2 separate regions of the Mus musculus genome follow, and region 2 is linked to region 1. The links are chromatin loops, found by intact Hi-C in ENCODE. Cell type or tissue: gastrocnemius. All regions are shown on one strand. Each heading gives the region's core, and the rest is flanking DNA. Links, peaks and the distances in the headings are about the cores only.

Region 1 (11,276 bases), core at 1,826-9,825:
ATTAAGTCACATTTAAGTAAAATTCAAATGGTTGGGAAAAACAAAACAAAACAAAACAAAACCAAACTCCTCACCAGATAGATGGTAGTTTAGTGGAATAGAATGATTACTGTTTTTTAAAAAAAAATGCTTCATCAGATATTTTCCAGTTTCTCTTTTTTACTTTTTTGAAAAATTACTTTTTAGGAAGATTTGGTATAATGTGCATAAAATTATTTACAATTTATGGACAAAGATACAAGTAGCATCTTGATTAAACATCATTTACCTCAGATATTCAACCAGCAGTACGTTTTTTATGCAGTCTCAACCCGTATCTCCCTATTTGTTACCTCTCAAAATATTGGTAAACAATTATTTTAGCTTTACTCTGTATTTCTTGTCAGTGTTTTGGGCACAGGTTGTTGTACTACTGTCATATTGTACTTGCTATTTTTTTTTTCTGCAAGTATTTAACAGAAAGCTAAAAATGAAAAAAATCCCCATAAAATCCCACCTTGAATAAGTGATTGTTAAATATTGTACAAATAAAATGTATGCTATCCCCATTCCATCCCCATGTTAAATAAAAAATGAATATGGTATTATTTGCACATGCAGTTTTTCTTTAGCTATGAATTTATGTTGTTAAAGAGGGTAATGAGAGCTTTCCAACTTATGGTCAGGCTTCGGTCTTGAGGTTTTCAAGGGTCATAAGATCAAGGAGGTTGTGAATTAGGGACTTTTCCTTACACCGTTGCTTGATCAGACTGTATTTCTACCCAAGTGTCTATGTTGGCCCTTCTTGCCCATGACCATAGGCTTATTCTTAGTCACACATGCATCAGATTATGTGCTCTCAGGGTTAACAGTGAAGGCAACAAGAACCTGCACTGTTAAGTCACTCACAGCAAAAGGCACACCATGGTAGAAAGTACCTCACTGGAGTAGAAACACCACTGCAGAGTCTGTGATGGATGTCTAAATCTTTAGGGCAGTGGATACCATGTCCTTACATTATAAGACGTTACCTAATGTATGGAAGTTTGGACAATGGATTTTAATTTTTCAGACACGTGTCTGCATAAAATCAGATGCCTTTTAAACAAGATCCATGTTTCACTAGGCCACATGGAGGAAGGCTACATGGAAAGTCCTTTTTGTTTGTTCTTCCATCTCTTGGCCCAGTGGAGTCTTGAGCAGAGTGAATGAATGAATTCTCTTCATTGCAGAGAATCTTCAAGTCAGACTTTGTGTTCACAATCATTCGTCCCCCTCCGCTCCTGTAGTTGAGATAGCTTGGGCTAGTTTGGAAATGTTTTTTAGGCTCCTAAAAGTATATACCTTTCTTGCTTCTACTCTTGTGGAATCACATGTTAAAGCCAGACACTTCAATATCAAACGTTCTTGTGATTTGTGTTTTAGAATCTAATTTTTCTCACTTTAGAATTATCTAATAATGTATTTTGAACAACTTGTAAGGTGGAAGTAGTTTAAAAATTGGACATATATGTTTATACTTGTATGACCTTGATATTACAGCTTCATTTTTATCATGACTAAAAGAAAGACACAGAAAGCTAAGCATGTTTTACTGTGAAAGGGAAAGGCTGTGAATGAAGAAAGTTTTAACTATGAGGTACTACATTAATGCACAGAAAATTTATATTTAAGATTTCTTAAAAGTCAAATTATTCCTTACAGTATCCTGTAAAAATAGTAAAACATTTGTTGCTAAGCTTTAGTTTTTAACACTGGCTTTAATGTCAGTCAAACCAAGCTGCATTCAAGGTCACATCAGTCATTCCCATACTGTGATCCTGACACTGGTGTTAGTTTTCTGATCTGTAAATAAGAGCATTTAATTCTGCAGATACTTTACAAACTGCACATACAAAGGATTATGTATTTTATAAAATCTTACTACAACTAAATATGCAATCAAATATTCTTGAACAAAGGATCTCTGAGATTAAATTCCATTTTAACCTGTGAGTTTTGCCTATGAGCTTAGGAGGTGGACGCTGACCAACATAGCATGTTAAGAGAATTCCTTTTTTTGAAGCCAACAGCCAACACTGTGGAATACGTATTAGTTGTGGAAGTAGATGCCCAGGAATCCTTTAAGGTACCTGTTAGATGGCAATTTTGATCCCTTCTGAACATATACAAAGAATGTACATGGAAAAAAAAATCCTACAATTGTGGTGAGATATGCAGAGAAGAAAATGATGAGTTGTTTGGACTCTTTCCACACAAGTTCTTCAGCCCAAATGGGCCAGTTTACTAAACTAGAACACTGGGGGATCTGTAGAAGATCCAAAATTGGAGGATCCTATAGGAACCAATTCAGGAAAATCAACCCAACTCCAATATCCACAGGCGCCTAATCTAGCCGGAATATTCCTCATGTAATTTCTGTTCGTATTTCTCTCCTGACTGCTTAGGATTATGATCTGTAAACTAAATGCTTTGTTGGAATTAACCTTTCTAATGGACCACATACACTTTAAAAGAGTATCAAATCATTTTATGGACCATGCGTAAAATAAGCACATTTTATTCTTATGAACTGCTACTTGTGTGGTGCAATTTAAATTAATGAAACTGTGTCCATGCGTGGTCATTATTCAAAACATACTAAGTGCAAATTTCCCATAAACTATTTATAAACAAAGCAATGTAGTAGCGTATCTTATTAAATAAAGAACAGTACTTTAAGGTCTTCACAGAAATGTACTTAAAATCTTCACAGCCAGCTTAGTGAGGATGTTGCCCACTGCCTAACATCTGTAGGGCAGTTGGAGTATTTCTGTAGAGCATTCATAATTTGAGTATTATCCAAAAGTAGTTTCACTAGCTGGTATTCTCTCTGAGAATTTACTGAAGTTCTTTCCACGGGTTTTATTAATTCCAACTGTTGTAAGTGCTCAAATGCCTGCAAGAGAAAAGACAAAGCTTAGATGTAAGGGGACACGTGTTAAACCCAGAGGATAGTTATTGCTGTGAAACAGTGGCAGGTGGAAAAGAGGGAGGAGAAATCAGCACATCTGAACTGCCTTTTTCCTAAGTACTCTCTCTACCATTCACACTTGAATTTATGTTCAGATCTTTTCTTCATTCGCCCATCCATTAAGGTTTTGAAGACAGGCTTTCCTTGTATAGTCCTGGCTGTCCTGGATTTTGCTTTATAGACCAGGCCTCCAACTCAGAGATCCACTTGCTTCTGCCTCTGAAGTGCTGGGATTAAAACTGTGTGTCACCAGGGCAGATCTGACGCTAAAATCTCTTTCCTAATAAACTCCAACTTTGCTCATGACACACAGAGGAAAAAAGGAATAGAATGGAAAGGTCACCAATAGAGTTAACAATCATCCTTAGGAATGGGAATTGAGCTCAGCAGGATAAAGTGCTTACCTTGCACCACTAAACAGAATAGCCCTACCCCACCCTCAGACACAAGTTTATCAAACCCATAAGAACTGTACATTTGGAGAACATGTTTTGATATATGTCCCCATAATGCTCAATGTAAATCAGGCAAATATTAATTTTACCTGAACCTTAATCATGAGGTTTTGTTTCTAGGCAGACTGTATATCATAGATTCCTTTTGGACTTTTCCAATGGTGGGTGATTAGTACTGTACCTAAATCTTACTTATGCTCAGCATGGATTCCACCTGAGCTTTGTAGCTCCAGTCCTTTGTCTATTAGTTTGATCTTAAAACCTTAATCTGATAAGACTTTGGAATGAGATGGTACAGCTAGATATCCCAATAGAACAGTGTGCTGCCTAGATATCAGTAAAGCAGATGGGAACTAATAGAGACAACTGGAACATGTGCAGAATGAGAGACCTTCAAACACTTAGTCCTAAATGGAAGTTTTTCATCAGAGCCTTCCACTTCAAGGATCAAGGAAACTCTGTGAAAAAGGAGGCAAAACCACTGTCCAAACCAGATGGGGTCTCAAGTGTTGAGATGGGGAATTGTGAAAAAGGAGGCAAAACCACTGTCCAAACCAGATGGGGTCTCAAGTGTTGAGATGGGGAATTGTGAAAAAGGAGGCAAAACCACTGTCCAAACCAGATGGGGTCTCAAGTGTTGAGATGGGGAATTGTGAAAAAGGAGGCAAAACCACTGTCCAAACCAGATGGGGTCTCAAGTGTTGAGATGGGGAATTGTGAAAAAGGAGGCAAAACCACTGTCCAAACCAGATGGGGTCTCAAGTGTTGAGATGGGGAATTGTGAAAAAGGAGGCAAAACCACTGTCCAAACCAGATGGGGTCTCAAGTGTTGAGATGGGGAATTGTGAAAAAGGAGGCAAAACCACTGTCCAAACCAGATGGGGTCTCAAGTGTTGAGATGGGGAATTGTGAAAAAGGAGGCAAAACCACTGTCCAAACCAGATGGGGTCTCAAGTGTTGAGATGGGGAATTGTGAAAAAGGAGGCAAAACCACTGTCCAAACCAGATGGGGTCTCAAGTGTTGAGATGGGGAATTGTGAAAAAGGAGGCAAAACCACTGTCCAAACCAGATGGGGTCTCAAGTGTTGAGATGGGGAATTGTGAAAAAGGAGGCAAAACCACTGTCCAAACCAGATGGGGTCTCAAGTGTTGAGATGGGGAATTAGACTCCCTTGCTCTAACCAAGAAGCTACCTCCAATTACAATTGTTTGCAAAGGAGAAAATAGTTCTCCAATCTCTCTGGGTATACAAACTATACTTAAGGATATGGACCATAAGGATTAAGGATAGCCAATACAAAATAAACCCAAAAGATTTAGTGTGTGTGTGTGTGTGTATGTGTAGGGGTCAGTTTCATATGGCTTTGTTTCAGCATTTTCTCCCGTACCGTTCTCTTCTCTAGCTTATGTATTCTGGCTTCCAATTTTGTATTCACGGGTTCTTTTTGTGTGCCTGTGTGAATGCTTTCTACCGATGCTCTTTCTTTCTCTTTCTGCTGTTAGTTTGCTGTTTTATTCTTGCTTTTCTTTTCTATTTGCCTGTCTTTTTGTGAGAGAGAGAGAGAGAGAGAGGAAAAAAGAGGGGCTCGTGGGTGAGAAGAATCTGAAAGAAGGGAATCCATGACTGATAGATGCATGAAAATAACTACTTTCAATAAAAAATTAAATAAAATTTTAAAAAGATAAAAGTTAACAGCTATAGTACAAGAGGTAAGAAAGACCCTAGAGTACAAAAAGCCTACTGGGCTCATCATGTAAGCAAAGGACCTTGTAAGATTGCAAAGACCAGGGGGTGGGACAGGGGACCATGTTTGTTTAACCCCCAGTCTTCTTAGCACCTTAATGGAGCTCTTCATTGTTTGGTTCCTCTTACTCTACAACTCATGCATCACTTAATAATTGTTTAAGAATGTTAATAAGACAAGAAGGAAAAACTATACTCTGATGAAATATTAGAATCGGGACACACTGAAGTAGATTCTTGAGCATTCTCACAGTTCCCTGTGAAAAGTATCACTGGGACATATTCTGTTTATCATAAAAATTCTTACTGGGAGGAAAAAACCTTGAATAATGAGAAAATATTAAATTCTTCAGGTGTAGCTTAACAACACTGAAAACATATTTCCAAGATGCATTAAAATGTACAAAGAGCATCTACAAATTATTCCCAGACACGTGCAGATGCCCTTTCCAAAACTGCAACAATGAGAAGGATCTACCCTCAGGATGCTAGGACTGCTGTGGCCTGAATACAAGACTCTGCTCACTTTTTAACAACTGCTACAGAAAATGAAGTTCTAGCTGTGCTGTACAAGGAATACCCAAGGCCCAAGCTTGTATTGCTTTACAAGAAAAAAAAAAAAGGCCTTTGCTTCCATATGGTCCCCAGAACCACACTGTGCCAACAACACTGGACAAACAGGACCTCGAAATGTGTCCTGTTTAATTTAATTTCCATTAAATAAATATAAGCTTAAAGTGCTTAGACTAAATTACTTAGAAAAATGAATATAGTTGGTATAATTTTAAAATATAAATCAGTCTTTTTAGCTACATATTAAATGAGTTTAAAAGAATGAATTTCTAATGTACATTTACTAAAATGGAATCTGCTGTAACTTTTTATAAATATACCAAATTTTAAAGACACAAAGGAAAATAGTTCAGGAAATACTTTTATCATAAATTTGAAAATATTTTTCATCAATTGGGTTATACTGTTACAATTTTTTGACCTTTATTTCCTATGCCTATAGAAAATGTAAAATTATATGAGATTTACATTTTCTTTGTAGTGAAGGAGTATATTTTAGGATGTCATTTTAAAGTTGTAAACTGACATCTTACCCTAAATAATAAACTTGACATCTTGTAACTGCCAACTTGTGGACTGCAGAGGGTTAGTTCCTTTTCAGTGGGCAAGTGCTAAGAACAGACAGCAGAGGGCAATATATCTTCACAAACTGTAAAACGGGCTAGCTACAGAATTATTGAAGCAGTTCATTTTATAACATTTTGCTGAAAAAATTCCTATAATAAAATACTCAAGGGTTCAAAGAGTTTTGAAGCAAGTTAAAAAAAAAAAAAAAAAATCGCTGGATCTGATGAAAAATACAACCAAATCAAACCATACCTTCATGACCACAGGTTTCTCAAAGTTATAAACAGAATGGGCCTTTCTTTGAATGAATTTCTGAAATTCTGCAGAGTAAGCAATGAGAACATTAGTACTTTCAAATAAGAAAAAGGCAAGAAACCAACAAGAAAATGATGCACTTCATCTTACCATTATACACCATTTGAAAATTAAAGGGCTCCTCTTCATATATGTCATTTAAATGTTTCATTGCTATTATAAGACAGATTTCCAAGACTGACAGACCTAGAATTAAAGGGAGATGGACTCCTGAGTTTCAGCCAAGGGTTCATACCACTAAACAAACTGTTATCTAGAAAATAACGCAAGGTTTTGAAGGGTAGAGGTCAGCATTTCTCTATTTTTAAAGGTATTCCAACAACTATTATCTATAAAAACACGAGTCATTTAACTTGTTAGACTTTAAGGCCTTTTTGCTAGGGGTGGGATGATCTACAACATAAGGATTTTTTTTTCTAAACTTCAAGGAATGTGCTATAAGTAGAAAAGATTTGATACCACAACAAACAGCAAATATTGTGAATATCATGTAATTTCAAGTATCATAGGCCTTTGGGAAGCATTTATGCAGAGAATTTCTGGAAAACAGATCTAAAATATATCTTATATTTCAAAAGAGATAGTGAATGCAAATGAGCAAGTGTCAACAAATATAATAGCACTTAGGGTAAGCAAGGAGAACATCAACAATAGTCCTACCTGGACTCCCCATGTGGTATGGGATGCAGAACACAAAGAGTGATAATATACTTATTACAGTATCAATTAAAAGTTGTATATAAAAAGCATTCTGTATACAGAGCACCATGCTCAACACTCATTATCTCAGAAAACATCTAAATCTGAACTTTTAAAATCAAAACATCAAAAGAAAGATTAGCAATGCAGTTTCTCACCATGTACAATATTCGCCTTAGAATCCAAGCTACACATATGCTGTGCCTCCATCAGATCTGCTGAAGTCATAAATGGGTGTGATACGGTTACTCGATTTAAAGCAAGCATCTAAAGAAAGGTGTATTTTAAAAAGTACTTATTTACTTGAATATTCTGGAGATATTTTAGAACAATCTTATTTAATGTCTTATAGTTTATTCTTGTAAGATAGAAACTAGGTAAATAACCTTAAACTTTGCTCCATGAAAATGTAGCAATGACTTAGTTCAGATGCTGTTTTCTCTACTACTTTGCATTGGAATCAAATTTATTACTCTCCAAAAGAAAAAACATTTTTAAAAAGTCTAATAAGAAAAAAACTGAAAGAATACTAATCAAATATCACACACCTTAAAAGAATAGCTATGTTTTATACAGATTTTTACAAACATGTAAAGGTAAGTTCAGTTTAGAAGTTACTAATTTTGAAAACAATTATAAACTTAGACAATTATCCTCTTCATTTAGTTCTCTTTAGGCAAACATCACCTTCTAGTACTAAGTTTACCCTCAATTAACGATTTGTATTTGGAATACAAGAATTTAGAATTTGTAGGTGTAGTAGATGTATTATGTAGCAATATATAGATAGATAGATGTAGCAAACATACAGCTTCAGGTTAAATGGGGACTTCAGATACTTTACAGTTAATGACAAGAGGTTGGGAATCCCTGAAGTTCACTCTTCTACAAGTTAAAACTCAGACCATTTGTGGCTCTTTTGTTTTCTATTTTTTTCCATTTATTGTAAGGTATTTCTTACATTAAAAAAAACAAAACAAAACAGAATTATATATAATATTCCACGTTTATATTTTTAAAATATACCTGTTACAGAGTTGTGCACAGTGGCCTTGAGTGTACTGCACCTTTTGCCACATAAAATAGTCAATATCTTTATATTAATATATTCTTATAAACTATAAACTCTATACTGCAGGTATTAATAGATAACACAATTTAATTTCTAAGCGTTCTATAACCAATGCAATCTAGTTTTAGAACTTATCTTCAAATGAAAATGAGAATTAATCCACATTTAGATTTCAATTCTAGTTCATTCATTTTCTATTATACTCCTTTGTAATTACTCACATTTCCTCACTTCCTGTTGATAAACACATGCCATTTTTTATTTTTTGTAATGATAAAAAAAGACTGCAGTAAAAAAAAAAAATGTTGTTTATGCATCTTTATTTGTGGATGGATACATAAAGATTCTTAATCCATAACTTCACTATAGCCAAGTTGCTAAAAATGACAGTATACTTTTGATGGGTAGAAGGGAATTAAACTAATGAGATAGGAAGTTTATTTAGAGAAAGACAGCATTCCTTAGTAAAAGCCGATGTGGGGAATAAGAATCAGTAAAGATACCATGGTAGAAAATTATGAGACATGCCATTAGATTGATTAAAACAGACTAAATGGAGATCCAGCTTTGCCATTTACCTGCTGTGAAAGAAGGGGAAGAAGGAGAAAGAAGAAGGGGAAAGGGAAGAAGGAAAGGGGAAAGGAAAGGGGGAAGGGGAAAAGAGGGGAAAAGAGGGAAAAAAGGGAAAAAGGGGAAAAGAAGGGGGAAAAGGGGGAAAAGGAGGAGAAAGGAGGAAAGGTGGAAAGGGGGAAAGGGAAAGAAAAGAGAAAAGGAAAAGAAAGGGAAGGAAAAGAAGAAAAAAGAAAAGACTACAAAGGGACCAAGAAGACACACCTCCTTCCTAGAAGACAATCTGAGTGTGTCCACAGAAAATCCTAAAGAATCTAATTTTACAAGTCTGAGAGTTCAGCAAAACTGAATGAAGAACATAAAATTAACATACAAAAAAGCCCAATCACATTTTTATGCAGTAACAATAAAAATCCTAATCATAAAGCAACTGCTTTAAAGGAAAGTGAGATGCTTAAGAATGATACAGTTAAAGTACTGCTCTGGATCTCTGCTGGAGAACTACAGAGTATCAATGAAAATAACCAAACAAGAACTCTACAAGTAAGCTGTGCATTATCTTCAAATACCAGCATAATTAATGTAGGACATAAGACATTTCTCCTCAAATGCATCTATAAGATTCAAAGTTTTATATCAAGATATAAGTAGTACTCTTGAGTTACATACTATTGGTGGGAATGCTGAAATAGTCTAGCTAGTATTGAAAACTGTTTGAAGGCACTTCAAAATGTTAATACAGATTATTAATGAATGTATCAAAACATAAGATAGTCCATTAATATGTATAGTTTTTATATGCAAAATAGGCATAATACGTATGTACTTATACATAAAAAAATCATCCATAATATGTATAAGTTATTTTCATAGATTAGGTAAAAGTACAAACCAATAGCATGTGTAATGACTGCAAGTTTTTGTTGACACTGAAATGTTTCTGTAGGACTTCAAGCACAGTTGAATCTTCAGAGAGACACTAAAAAACAAAAACAACAAAATCAACGAAAACATAGCTTGATCCCAAATTCCCAATCTATAATGGGGAAACTATATAGTCAAAACTAGTGAGATGGATGAAAAGAATGTAGCACAAATCACAACAGAGAATAAGAGTTCTAATATTTGAGAAAACAGTGGAGTTACAAGAATATAGTGGGGAAATTATGAAGAGCTATAAGAACATGAGCTGAAACAAGATCATGTCACAGTGACAACAAAACGGTGTCATCATATACCTTAAGCACAGCTATCTGCAAAGGGATTGAAAAGGAAGAAAAAAGAAAGCCCAACTAGAGGCCATTACAACTGTGGAGAGAATTCAGACATTCACAGAAGACTTGCCTGATGAAGCCTTCATTGAAAAGGAAACAACAACTGAGAATGATGAACTATGGGGGTGGGCAGAGTATCTGTGCAGAGTAAGCTGTGGTCAAGAAGTTATAGAGTGGTAGACAGAAAAAGGAGCAGTGAAAAATGACACACTAAAGCCTGTAAGAATGTACAAGATACCACAACAATCTAGAAAACAAGCTGTATACATTAAACATTCCTCACAATAAAGCAGCTTAAGGGAGTGTTTATTTTGGTCCTACTTTTGAAGGGTACAATCCAGCATGGAGGGGAAGGTACCATTACAGGAGCTTAAGGCAGCATGTGCCAGTGTATATGCACTGTCAGGAAGGAGGCAAAAATGAATGCTAGTTCTTAGCTCATGTTTTCCTTTCCATTCAGTATGGAACTCTAGCACATTGGAATGGTGACACCCACATTTAGGATAGGTCTTCTCTCTGTAGTTAATTTTTTTCTGGAAATACATGCATGCAGAAATGTGTTTCCATGGCCATCTAAACTAGTCACAATGACATGAAGATTAATCATCACACAAGCGAAGAAGCTTCAAGAGGGAAGAGATAATCAACGATATAATACAAAGTAATTTTTAAAACTTTACAAGGTACATTAAGAAAATGCCAATGGATAGAGAGACAATTCTAGAGAAATGGGATTTAATGGAAGGTAAGGAATAGAGATGAAAAGAGTGAATTTAACAAAGTAAGCAAAGATGCATCGGCACTTGGCATAATTTTTCAAAAGTCCTCTGCTGGCTACAAGTCAGAACAAAACCATGATCAGCATGGCAAGCTATGCCCATGGGAGGAGTAGGGCTGCAAATATGAACTAGATTTAAGACTCTCTACAGGAGGAACATGCCTAGAACTGTAAATTAGGCCCAAAACCTATGGCTGGAGCGCTTTACTCTACTATTCTACTACATGGACACTGTAT
Region 2 (11,276 bases), core at 1-8,000, 400 kb after region 1:
AGCGACCATGATGTCATCAAATGGGTGCGATACATTGGCCGCAGTGGCATTTATGAAACCCGCTGCTAGCTGCCTAGTTGCAGCTGGCCCACCTCCCTACCCACCCTTCCCACAGGTCCAAGTACCCCTAGTGACCACTCACCAGTGTCGTTCCTCCGTCCTGCTCTGCTGCCTTTCCTTTCCAATAGCCCCTGAGTATAAGTCTGAACCAGCCACACCACAGTGGAACTGGTCAGGTAGTGCCTGGCTTCCTGGGAGGGTGGTTTTTGAGGCTTCTCTTCCGTCTGTCTGTCCTGGCTTAGCGCCAGGCCCTGAGTTTTGTGACCAAAGCCAGGTGCTCTCCTCTTCTCTCTACCCCTGTGGCCACACCTCTGCAGTGGGAAGGTTGACTACCCCTCACCTCAGAGCTTCCCCAAAGGCCAGTAACAGATCCCCAGTCGTTAGTCCCCACTCTGCTTTGGGATAGTATGAGCTTCGTTTTGTACACGTGTGACTTTGTCCAGTTACAAACCCAATAAACAATAGAGTGGAAAAAAAAAAAGATAGTATGTGACAATACAGTCAAAGGAGAAGAGAATTGGCAGTTATCTCCATTAATAACTAGAAATGTGATCATATGAGTGTCTTGCTTAATCAATTAGGGTTTAGAGTGTCCATTAGTAAAAATGTTTATTATTAAATATCAGCAGGAAATAGAAAATACTAGTAAAGATACCACAGGGGGTGGGGGGAGGGCTCTCAAGACTAGAAAACCAAAATGTGACTGACTGTTCCCTTTATGAACTCATGAAGTTTTCTTTCTCTTCCTCTCTTGAGCTCACTTGTCCCTGGCAGGAATACTGTGGAAACCGTTCTGTAGATGTGACAGCTGGAAAAATGTCTTTACATCTTCATTCTCATGATATCCTCAAATAACTTCATGCTCCACATCTGTGTATTCTCCTTCCAAAAATAGTCATTTCTCCATCTAGTACCTGTTTAAGTTCACTATAAATGCAGCACTGTGCTATTTAGTCTAAATTAACTATTTGTCTGGAACGGGGCGGGGGGGGGGGCACATGCACGTGCAATGGCAAATGTGCAGTCGAAAGACAACTTGTGGGGTTGGTTCGCTTCTGTCCCCACATTTGTTTTGGGAATCAAACCCGGGTGATCAGGCTTTGACAACAAGTACTTTTACAAACTGAACCCTTTCACTGGGTTGCATGTATTTTTGCAAATATTGTTTGTAATACTTAGGTGGACAATGAATTTCTAATGTTCTAGCTTAGTATTCAACAAGTAATGTTATTAAATCATTTTTGTACTTTGGTCATGTTACTATGTCCTTCATAGAAAAAAATTATGGCTTATACCTTGGAAAGTTATATATAGTTAAATACATATTCTTTGAATTACATAATGATAAAGGACTTTACCTTTTCATGTAAAAATTTATGAAGTACTATATACACACAGTTGTCATAATACCTACTTCATGAGATTGTTCTGAAGATTAAATGAGACAACACATAAAGATCTAACACAATTCTTCGCAAATATAAGCCTTTCAATAAATAAGAAGTACTTTTGCTCTTAAAATTCAATAGAGAGCTGGCAGGAAGCTCTGTAGCTTTGTAAAGATGCTTTCTGAGTTCAGCTCTGGGTTTCACATGGTGGGAGAGAACCAAGTCTCATAATTGGTCTTTTGATCTCAACACCATGGCGCGTACACAGAATCAATCAATCAATAAATAAGTGTATATATATATATATATATATATATATATATATATATATGGCTTATATACTCATAAATAAATAAATAATATGAATATTTACTTATATATATATTTAAAGAGATTCAAGGGAAGAGAGCAAGGTTCCTTGATGGATTTTTTTTAAATGAAATGTTTAATCTTTTTTTTTCTTAGCTAAATAGAACTATTTAGGTGTAGTCTATTTTAATCCATAATATGTTATAATCAAAATACATAAAAATGAAATATCCTTGACACTTAAATACATACGGGGACTGAAATACAGAAATATTTCTGTAGTTATGAACACTAGCTGTTCTTCTAGAAGACTGAGGCTCAATTCCTAGCACCTACATGAAAGCTAACGACCATCTATAAACCCAGTCCCAGGGCATCCAACACCCCAACACTAGGCATGTTCATGCTGTACAAACATACTTGTAAACAAGACACTCAAACAACATAAGTACAATTTTTTTAATTTTGAAAAAATTAAATGCCTGTGTCTCAGTCAAAATGACAGATTAAAGATAAACCTACTGAATGCACTGCAGAAGTGTGATGTTGTTGGGCAGTTTCCCTGTGGATGACTTCATCAGGATTCTCACCAAATAGCCAAACGTAGATGGTTCCAGAGACCTGGACTTGAGTTTCCTCTCAGCCACCGGGGATCACACTTAGCAAACTCCTCCCTGGACAAACAGCACAGTGACTCACACTAAAAGATGCAGGGCTCCCTAACCCTGGAATGGCAGGAGGTATATATGTAAAAATGCCATGCACTGGGGAGAAGGAATGAAAGATTTATATCAAGTACCATGATGTCCCAAATAAAGATACAGGAACACTGATGTAGTGATGCATGCCTTCCATCCTAGCATTGTGAGTTAGTTCCAGGTCGACATTGGCAAGACCCTATCTCAAAATAGTAGTAGTGATGATGGTGGTGGTGGTGGTGGTGATGGTGATGATGATACAGGAGCAGGAACAGATGAATTGTGTATCATGACAGCTTTTTATATGTATAAGTACATAAAGCGATTCTGTCCATGGTGTATCATATAAAACATGAGCTAGGGAGACATAGGGGAGTGAGTGTGACTGAGAATAGTGACCACGTAGAAATACTAGATTTATCTTTTTGATTAAAAGAATACTTAATAAGAACATGTCATTTATTAACAACCCATTCTGGAGAGTGGGTATGTTGGGATTACTTTGTTCCCTGAACTTCTCTGCATTTGCAGGGTGGGGAAGATCATTAAGAGCATGCTGGAGGGAATTGTTGGTAGTGTCCTTACAACTGGTTTAAGTTAGTAGGTTGATCTATCCTTCCAATAGAACTGACTTAACTGCACAGTTGTTTTAATAAGATATAGGACCATTTATGTTCACTGTGGACAAATCCACTTAGCAAATATGTGGAGCCTTCATGGTGTGCCTAAAAGTGTAATACTCAAAGATGAACAACTAAGTGTCTGTAAAGCACAGGGAAAACAAAATAGAGGAGTTATCAGGTCGTTTTCTATAGTGGATAAAGCCTTGGGAACACTGTGGTAAGTGGAGAGACTTCACCTGAAGGCATTACACTGAAGTTAACGTGCGTTTTCTCCCACGGCTGCAAATTTCCAACCTCCATGTAGACACCGAGATAGATAGATAGGACTTAACTCTTGGGAAGCCATGGTAACAGATAGCTCACTATAGGAGTTTCCTGACTTCAGGGCTTTCCTGTCAGTTGTCCTGATGGGATGAATGCTAGCAGATTGCCTGCATATTTAGAAGATTGTGGCGTAAGATTTACATATGTACATGAGAAATAAGGTAGGGTAGGCAAAGAATGTATAGCCACAGAGAACTGCCTGACTGTCCTAACCGGCACAACAGCTTCATCGATATCGTTTTTTTAAAAATGGCACATATGGGATGTTACTCATGGAATGCTGATCGGAAAGCAATAGTCAGAAGCTTCTGAGACAGTCCTTGTGTGTCTGTTGAAAGGATCACGTCATTTCGGTTTAAAGGGAACTGTGGCGAAACCAGCCTCCGAGCCTCAGGTGTAACGAGGTAATAAGCTGTTCTTAGCCACGCACCAAAATGTAGCTTTCGTTTTGCTCAATTGTGCTTAGCTGAGATGATCCAGAAAGGGTGGAGGGAGCTCCCTAGTGGCCAGAACTTGCAGTTCAGCCTCGGTGTCCTGGCCACGGCCTGTTTCCTGGTAGGAAGCACAGCTTTGGAGACCACAGAGCTCCTGACCCAGTCCTCTTCATGAAATGCAGAAGAAACACACAGTGGAGGGGACTTCCTGTGCTAACCTTAGCGGCCGTGTTACTTTAATGGTTAGCGTTCAGTGCTGGGAACCCCAGGACGATGCTCTATCGCCTGAACTTCCCAGATGTGAATCTAGATTGACTTTCTCTGGTAGAATTGATATTTTTGTCTTCTGATTAGGGAATTAAATTGAGGCTTTTGTTTCTTTAATTTGTTAATTTGGTATGTTGTTTTCATTGCTTCCAGAAGTGGGAAACTAAATAACCATTTAGAAGCTGCTATTCACGAGGCCATGAGCGAACTGGACAAAATGTCTGGGACTGTAAGTCAATTTATTTTTTTCCATTATTCTAGTTTCTTTGAAAATAAATTGCATTAACACTTTTTTTTTGTTAAAAAAATCTCTTGAACATTGTAAAGCAACTCTCATAGCAATACTAAACTGCCAGGCAAGCAAAAGACTGGCGGCAGAAAAGAATTTAAGGGAAGGGAGCCTGTATTAGCTATGGATTTTTTTTTTCTGAGATAAGTAACTTTTGTTTTCTTAAAAAGGTTCATTAAGTGGCAGCAGCAGTATGGTGAGGTCCCAACCCCAACTTTCTGAGTTTGACTGTGAGTTGCAGTGACCATCACTATAGCCAAAATATTCAGCAATGCAACCTCACTCCATACATTAAAAAAAAAAAAAGTAGGATTAAAAAGATTGGTCAATTTAGAGAGTATATTAACTTCTTATTTTCCTTCTGCTACCTTAAAATTGAGATGATTTGTGCATATTTCTGTTACTAGTAACTGTAAATCTCATGATTAAGGAAGAGATGTGCTTTCTCTTCACACTTTGTTTGACCTATGCATCCATTAGTTTGAGATGAGAGGTATAAAGCTCTCTCTCCATCACATACAGACTCAAACACATAAATATAATGTTAGTAATCTCTTTAAAATAAGCATTATTTCAGGCTGCATAGCAATGACAAGCCATTTACTTAGGCCATCTGAAACTTACAACCCATCCATTGGCTGCTTCATGATGGGTAACAGTTAGGGAGCCTCAAGATGTTGCCATTGGCACAGGTCATAGACATGTGTTAATCTAACCTATGATTGGATTTTGCCAGGAAACCTAAGTTTCCTGGTAAACTTGTAGCCATCAACTACAGTATCCTCTAGAACCAGGCATGTGTGTGTGTGTGTGTGTGTGTGTGTGTGTGTGTGTGTAGTCTGTCAGTAAAGAGGATCAGGAATGAGAGCAACAATTCTAGAATTGAGAGTTGCCAACAAAAATGTGCCTGCTGCTGAGCCTGTTGAAACATAGGCCATGGCTCACTTGATTCTGGTGCCTGCAGAGGAAGGTGTAACTCTACTTGGCCACTTCCAGACCTAGATCCCTTCTTTGTGGAGTGCCCACCGCTCCTTGAGACCTTGATGTGCTCACCCCATCTTTGTATATCCTTTGCGTCCTGCTTGATAGTAACGAGAGAAGGCATGAAGAAATGTCAGTGTAGCTCCTATGAGCTCAGACGTCCTCAACTCAAGTGGGTGTGGAAATGCAGTTAATGATTTACCTTCCCAAGAAAAATATGAAAATGGGTTGGCCTTCATTTCATGCCTCTCTACCTTGGGGCATTTGGCCTTTGTGCCACCAGGCATTGGTACCTAATGAGGCCATCTTGGAATGTATTCTTCAGACGTGCTTTCTCCTTTGCACTGAGCAGAGTTGAGCCATGTGGGAAGGGGCACTGGAGTTGCCTCAACTCTCTTGAGAACCAAAATCTAGAATTTCTCATGTTTACAGTGGTTTCAAAGGTATTAAAGCACTTACACACAAACCTGTTTACAGCTAGTAAAACAGGTTTTCAGGCCATAGTTGATCCACAAACCACTAATTTGCTGTTGTGGATAAAGACTCTTTCCTCAATTACATAACTCCTCATTTCTGAATTTGTGCTTGTTTTAAAAACATGTGTGGAAAAGGGTCGGAGAAAGAGGCAGTCTGAGAAGTTCAGAGCATTATCTTAAAGTTTTAAATACTATTTGTAAAAAGAATTTTACCTTTGACTAAAAGCAAACAACGTTTGGTGTTGTCTAAACTTTATTTTAATTGGCACATTGTTGGTAATTGAATCTAGGGCTTCATGCATATTTGTAAAGCACTTACAGTTAACTCAGCCTCCAACCCTTAAACATTATATTCTAAACACATAGTTAAACCAACTGATTGTTTTCCTAGTCCTGTGACATCATGTTAGTAGGCTAAAATCATCTGTGATAGAAGTATTTAGACCATGGGAATTGGTAAATATTACAGTGCATTTGTTTCCAAATACTAGCTGTTTAACACACAGCTACTCTACTCTGCCTTCTGGGTCTTACTTTATTCTCTGACATCAGTAGCCATGTTACAACTTGGAAGATCTGATTGTTTGCCTTCTGCTCCTCAAAATGTATCTAGTACCATCCAACCCTTTCTCAATGTGACACACGGGATTAAATGCTTCTAGTTCCTTTATTAGTATATACCATTGCGTTCTATTAATTACTCTCCCCAGTTTACACAAACTCAGACCTGCCGGTGAATGACAGTGATGTTCTAACATCCATGCTGATTCTTCTCATGAACAGACATCCTTGGACTGAGCTACATGTAGCTGCTCTGATCTTTGACACTTTGTAGCAGTTATGAAACAAGGGGTGTTAGGAGAAGAACAAACGAATACTTGGTTTTAGCTGATTGAGGGAGCTCTGCTGGCTCAGACATGCTCCCCTGGTGAGTGGAGTCTTCTGGGTGTGTCTTTTACTGCTTCCCATCCCTTTTTGAGGCAGTGTTCCCACAGACTCAGGTCTTCATGATATTTTATAAAGTGTCTCAGGATATAGTGATTGAAAGTGAATCAGACTGTTTTCTGCCCTATTTCTTTGTCAGAAGTCATATGGTGTTTGTGATTCCAATCTTGCTGTTGTTTTTTCCCCAACCTTATTTCCAGGTTCACCAAATCCCACAGGGTGACAGACAAATGAGGCCCCCCAAACCCAAGAGGAGGAAGATCTCCAGATAACAGAGACTGTTCCACTGACACACAGTGTTGATCAAAGGAGCATGTACAGACACACCTGTATGTGGGTATTGATATGACCACCGTTAGATCAATCTGTAATCTACGGCAGATAGCTACCACCACCACAGGGCCCTAAAGGGAACAGCAATGGAGACAAGCATTGATCAGGAAGGAAAATGAATGTCAAAAGCAAAACAACAATCAAAATCCCTGTATGAACAAAGCGGTAAATGGTCACGTGATCGCTGAGAACGTTTTCTATTGTACTAAAATTGTGATTATAAGAAATAGTCCAAATGTTTCTGGAGAATTTTCAGTGTTGTATATAGAAAATACAGAATTTCATGGCGATATTAGAAATGTAAATATTGTACAATATTGTCATGTACAAGCATACTTAATGCACACTTTATCTTTTATTGTACAAAGAAATAGTGTACAAAAATCTTTGGTTTCTATGGAGTACACCTACCAGAGACTACCAGTGTAAAGTGATAAATAAAAATACAACCTAAATGCTTTTCTATGATAATGTAAAAGATGCTGGTTTTGTATTTAATGGCAGAGGAAAGGCATGGTGATGTAATACACACATCATGGCATACACTGCACACCACTGAGTGTTCATTTATAATGTCTCTTTAAACGGCCCAGAAACACTAGACTGAGTTTTGGGTATCTAGGAAGTCTCCAAATTTCTGAAGAGAGAAATGCTCGTGAGCCTAAATCAAGGATTCAGGACCTCAACCATTTGTTGCATCGTTATTCTTTGACAGTTTTATACATTTCTATAATGAGTTTGAGCCACTTCCACTCCTCCACCTGCTCCTTCATCTCCTCGCTCTTGCCAGTAAGTGTTCTCCTGCTTTGGTGTGTCCCTGGGCCTGCCCTGCAGAGCTTGATCAGAACATGTGGGGGTGGCGGGGTTGTACTGACAGCACAAGGGCAACTAGTCTCTGGCTACACCAGGAGGAAAAACGAGGAGGCTACCAAGCAATCATTAGCTGCTAACAGTCACTCAGGTGGAGTGGGGCCATGTGGGCCCCTCCACCATCCATGGGGAAGCAGTGATATGCTCAGTTCTGTGTGTGTGTGTTGTGCAGATAACCACAGCTGCAGTGATTTCATGGGTGAGATGGTCCTGACACGTGCGGAGCACACTGGCCTAGCCTCTGGTCTTATCATCTCTCCACCCCCTTTCCTACCTTGGAAAGGTGATATGGATCTCCCATTCAGGGCACTTTTAAAACAGAATAGGTTTTATAAAATTTAAAAAAAAAAAAAACTTAGATGAACTACTTTACTCAATCATTTATTTAGTAAGTCTTTGATGGCTACCTGTTGATCGTTTTCTGTCAGTGATGCTCAGAATCAGATTTTGTTTGTTTGGGGGTTTTTTGCATACAACATCTGACAAAGTAAAACTTGGTAAAACTTCTCATTTCTACACGTGGAGACAGAAGCGATACTTTGAAACCATCTACAGACAGAAGGATGATGACAGTTCAGTTTTTCCTTTTCAGAGTGGAAACATAAATCAAACCACATTTTATATCATTCGTCAGTACCAATTTACCCAGAAGTGTGAAAGTGGCTTGCAAAATTACGAGCAATGGTAATTTTTATTAGTATTATGTAACATATCAGATTTATTTTATTTAAAGAATTATTTATATCATTCACAGATTATTTTTATATATGCATATATATTAATGTGGCTGAAATATGTGGGTTGAGTCTTATTAAGCAAATTATTTATGTTGCATTAAATAAGAGAAATGTGAAATAAATATAGAAAATTACTCCATTACAAGTATACAGACTTAAAACTGAGCGCATAAAGTACAGGGTAATGATCAATAACCAAGGACAGTGTATTGTGCGTGATGGTGCCATAAGCAAAATTTCAGACAGCCTCAGTTAGAGATTGTCAAAAGAAAGAATTTGTTATCCCTCTTTCTTGGAATCAGCCTCCATCCAAAACCCCAGCGAACACTGGCTGTCCTCTAGTCCTGCCCTCAGCTGCTGGGACATTGTCCCCTACCAGGCTCTGGACTCCAAGATGCTATTCCTTTCTAACCCTCCTCCTCCTAAACTCCACAGTCCCATCAGGTAACAGTGCTCCAGGAACTCAAGATAAAAGAGACAAAGCTCAGAGTACACAGGACATACACACAAGCGCACACACACACACACACACACACACACACACACACACACACCACCCAGGTCCCCCCCCCCCTTTTTTTTAAGACAAGGTCTCTCTATGTAGCTCTGGCTATCCTGGAACTTGCTATGTAGACCAGGCTGGCCTGGAATACGTAGAGATCCTCCAGCCTCTGCCTCCCAAGTGCTGGGATTAAAGGTGTGTGCCACCACACACATCCTCCACCAGGCTCACTTTTGATAGCAAAGTTCAGAGATTTCCTCTCAGATATTTCTGTGTCTTGGTGTCTGTTCTGTCCTCACCTTGACCCTTATCTTCAAGCCTGGAGGAATGCAAAGAGCTGCATCAGAACTTCCTTCCATGGTACGTTCATTGTTCATTTTGTCCTCTGCGAAGGTGAGATGAGTATCAAGAGGGAGAGTCTCGTGTGTGGTCTGTTCTATGTGTGCTTCCCAGAACTGTGAAGGGGCAGGAAATGAATTACATTTCCTTTGGTAATTTTCCTCATTTATTTCAAATGAGGAAAACTTAACTAAGAAGGCCTTGTGTCATGTAATGGACTTGTGTTTGTTACAGGTTGATATATTTGGTCTCTTTAAGCAACTATTGTCTTGTCTTGTTTTGTTTTGTTTTGTTTTGCATCAGCCTGCTTCATCTTGTTTGTGTCCATAGCTGTGTGTATTCTCAGATAGACACGGGCGTGTTTGTATGCCTGGTGGGTGTGCATGTGTGACCTGTTGCTGTACAAAAGACGAGTCAGCCTTTGCCCTTCCATCTTTACTCGGCCACCCCTTCTTTGTGTATTTCCATGCGCACCATGATATACTTTGCGTCAGGAAACCTTATGAATCTGTCTCTGCCGTGACCTCACAGTTGCTCGTGGCTTTGCTGCGGGTGCACAGTGAGGCTGAGCCTGTTCACACGGGGCTTCCTCTTTCTCGTACACTTCCATGGCTTCAGATAAGCAGGGAATGTAAATACTGTCAGGATTTTGGGTCGTGCAAAGCTGTGACACTTTTTAAAATGTTATATCTACCTTACAATTAAAAAACTGGTAACTCATACTTCCATAGAGCCATTTCCTTTGTAGTATTGAAGCCAAATTATTTTTAAATGAGAACTTACCCTTCTACGTTACTAAAATTTTTATTTCCTAAAATAACCCTTTTTAAAGAAAAAAAAAAAAGAAACATTGGGAAAGAATGATTTTTTTTTTCCCTTTGCAGAACATAATGGTCCTAACTACCAAAGGAAATATAATATATTTCCTGCCCCTTCACAGTTCTGGGAAACACATATAGAATAAATTACACATTTAAGTCGCTTCAACAGATTATTTCCAATGAGGAAAACTTAACTAAGAAGGCCTTGTGTGATTTGTTCTGTAGCATTACAGGCAGCCCAGGACTTGTTTTTAACAATCTATTTAAAAGGACATTTTTTGGAACATACCTTTGAGATACACTTTGAATGGAAATACTTGAAGAACACTCATCCCATATAATATCATGAGCCATGTTTAGTCATCTATGAAGACCCCCTACTGGGAGTTCTGTTGTGTCTGTCTTTAAAGTAAACGTGGCCTTCTTACTTTGTAACAGCATGGCAGTGTGGGAGGAGCTGAGGCTGACAGTTCACCTTCTGTAAGGTTTCTGAAGATTCTCAGACCACATGAGCTGATTTTTCACTTAGGATGGTGATAATATGTTGTTAACCATAATGACCTTCCATGCAGTGTGTAGTCTTCACTTGCACACTGCAAGCAATTTTCCATTAGGATCTAAGACCTAGTAAGATGCTTAGGAAGTTGGTAGCACTATTCTTTCTGAAAAGCAGGCCAAGGTTCTAAATCTCAACTAGTTTCTATTCCCTTCGACTACTTGCCCAAGTGATACAGAGCAAGACTCAAGCTATGAACAGAAGATACCAATCTAAAGCTGGAATACTGTTAGTTTATCTTTTCTTTGATTCACTGTATCATATTTGCATTAACCAAAGATATCAGAACATTAGTAATTCATCTGTGTAAACAACCCAAAAGTG

What was found. Hi-C counts contacts between places; a loop is a spot of excess contacts. Peaks named below come from ENCODE experiments on the same cell type or tissue, not always from the same donor. Only the 100,000 strongest peaks of a DNase experiment are listed, where the experiment ranks them.
Region 2: a loop joins it to region 1, with 8 times the contacts of the local background. A loop is called at or near these places in 32 of 42 quality-filtered maps.

The regions. Positions count from the first base shown.
Region 1 is chr2:48,902,683-48,913,958 of GRCm38, forward strand. Orc4 (origin recognition complex, subunit 4) reads right to left here. Exons shown (of 14, transcript NM_011958.4): 10 at 9,880-9,966; 11 at 7,504-7,612; 12 at 6,737-6,832; 13 at 6,584-6,651; 14 at 143-2,917. The coding sequence ends at 2,729. Acvr2a (activin receptor IIA) reads left to right here. Exons shown (of 11, transcript NM_007396.4): 11 at 1-582. Among named protein-coding and RNA genes, the nearest start is that of Orc4, 41 kb to the right of the region's middle. In gastrocnemius, for the core only: a CTCF peak has its summit at 6,375 (motif pointing right); no DNase peak of the experiment used is centred there.
Region 2 is chr2:49,309,394-49,320,669 of GRCm38, forward strand. It overlaps Mbd5 (methyl-CpG binding domain protein 5), which reads left to right. Exons shown (of 17, transcript NM_029924.2): 16 at 4,257-4,332; 17 at 6,995-7,676. The coding sequence ends at 7,066. It also overlaps the pseudogene Ap2m1-ps. Among named protein-coding and RNA genes, the nearest start is that of Gm25215, 83 kb to the right of the region's middle. In gastrocnemius, for the core only: a CTCF peak has its summit at 3,906 (motif pointing left); a DNase peak (open chromatin) is centred at 3,910; H3K4me3 peaks cover 843 bases; H3K27ac peaks cover 280 bases.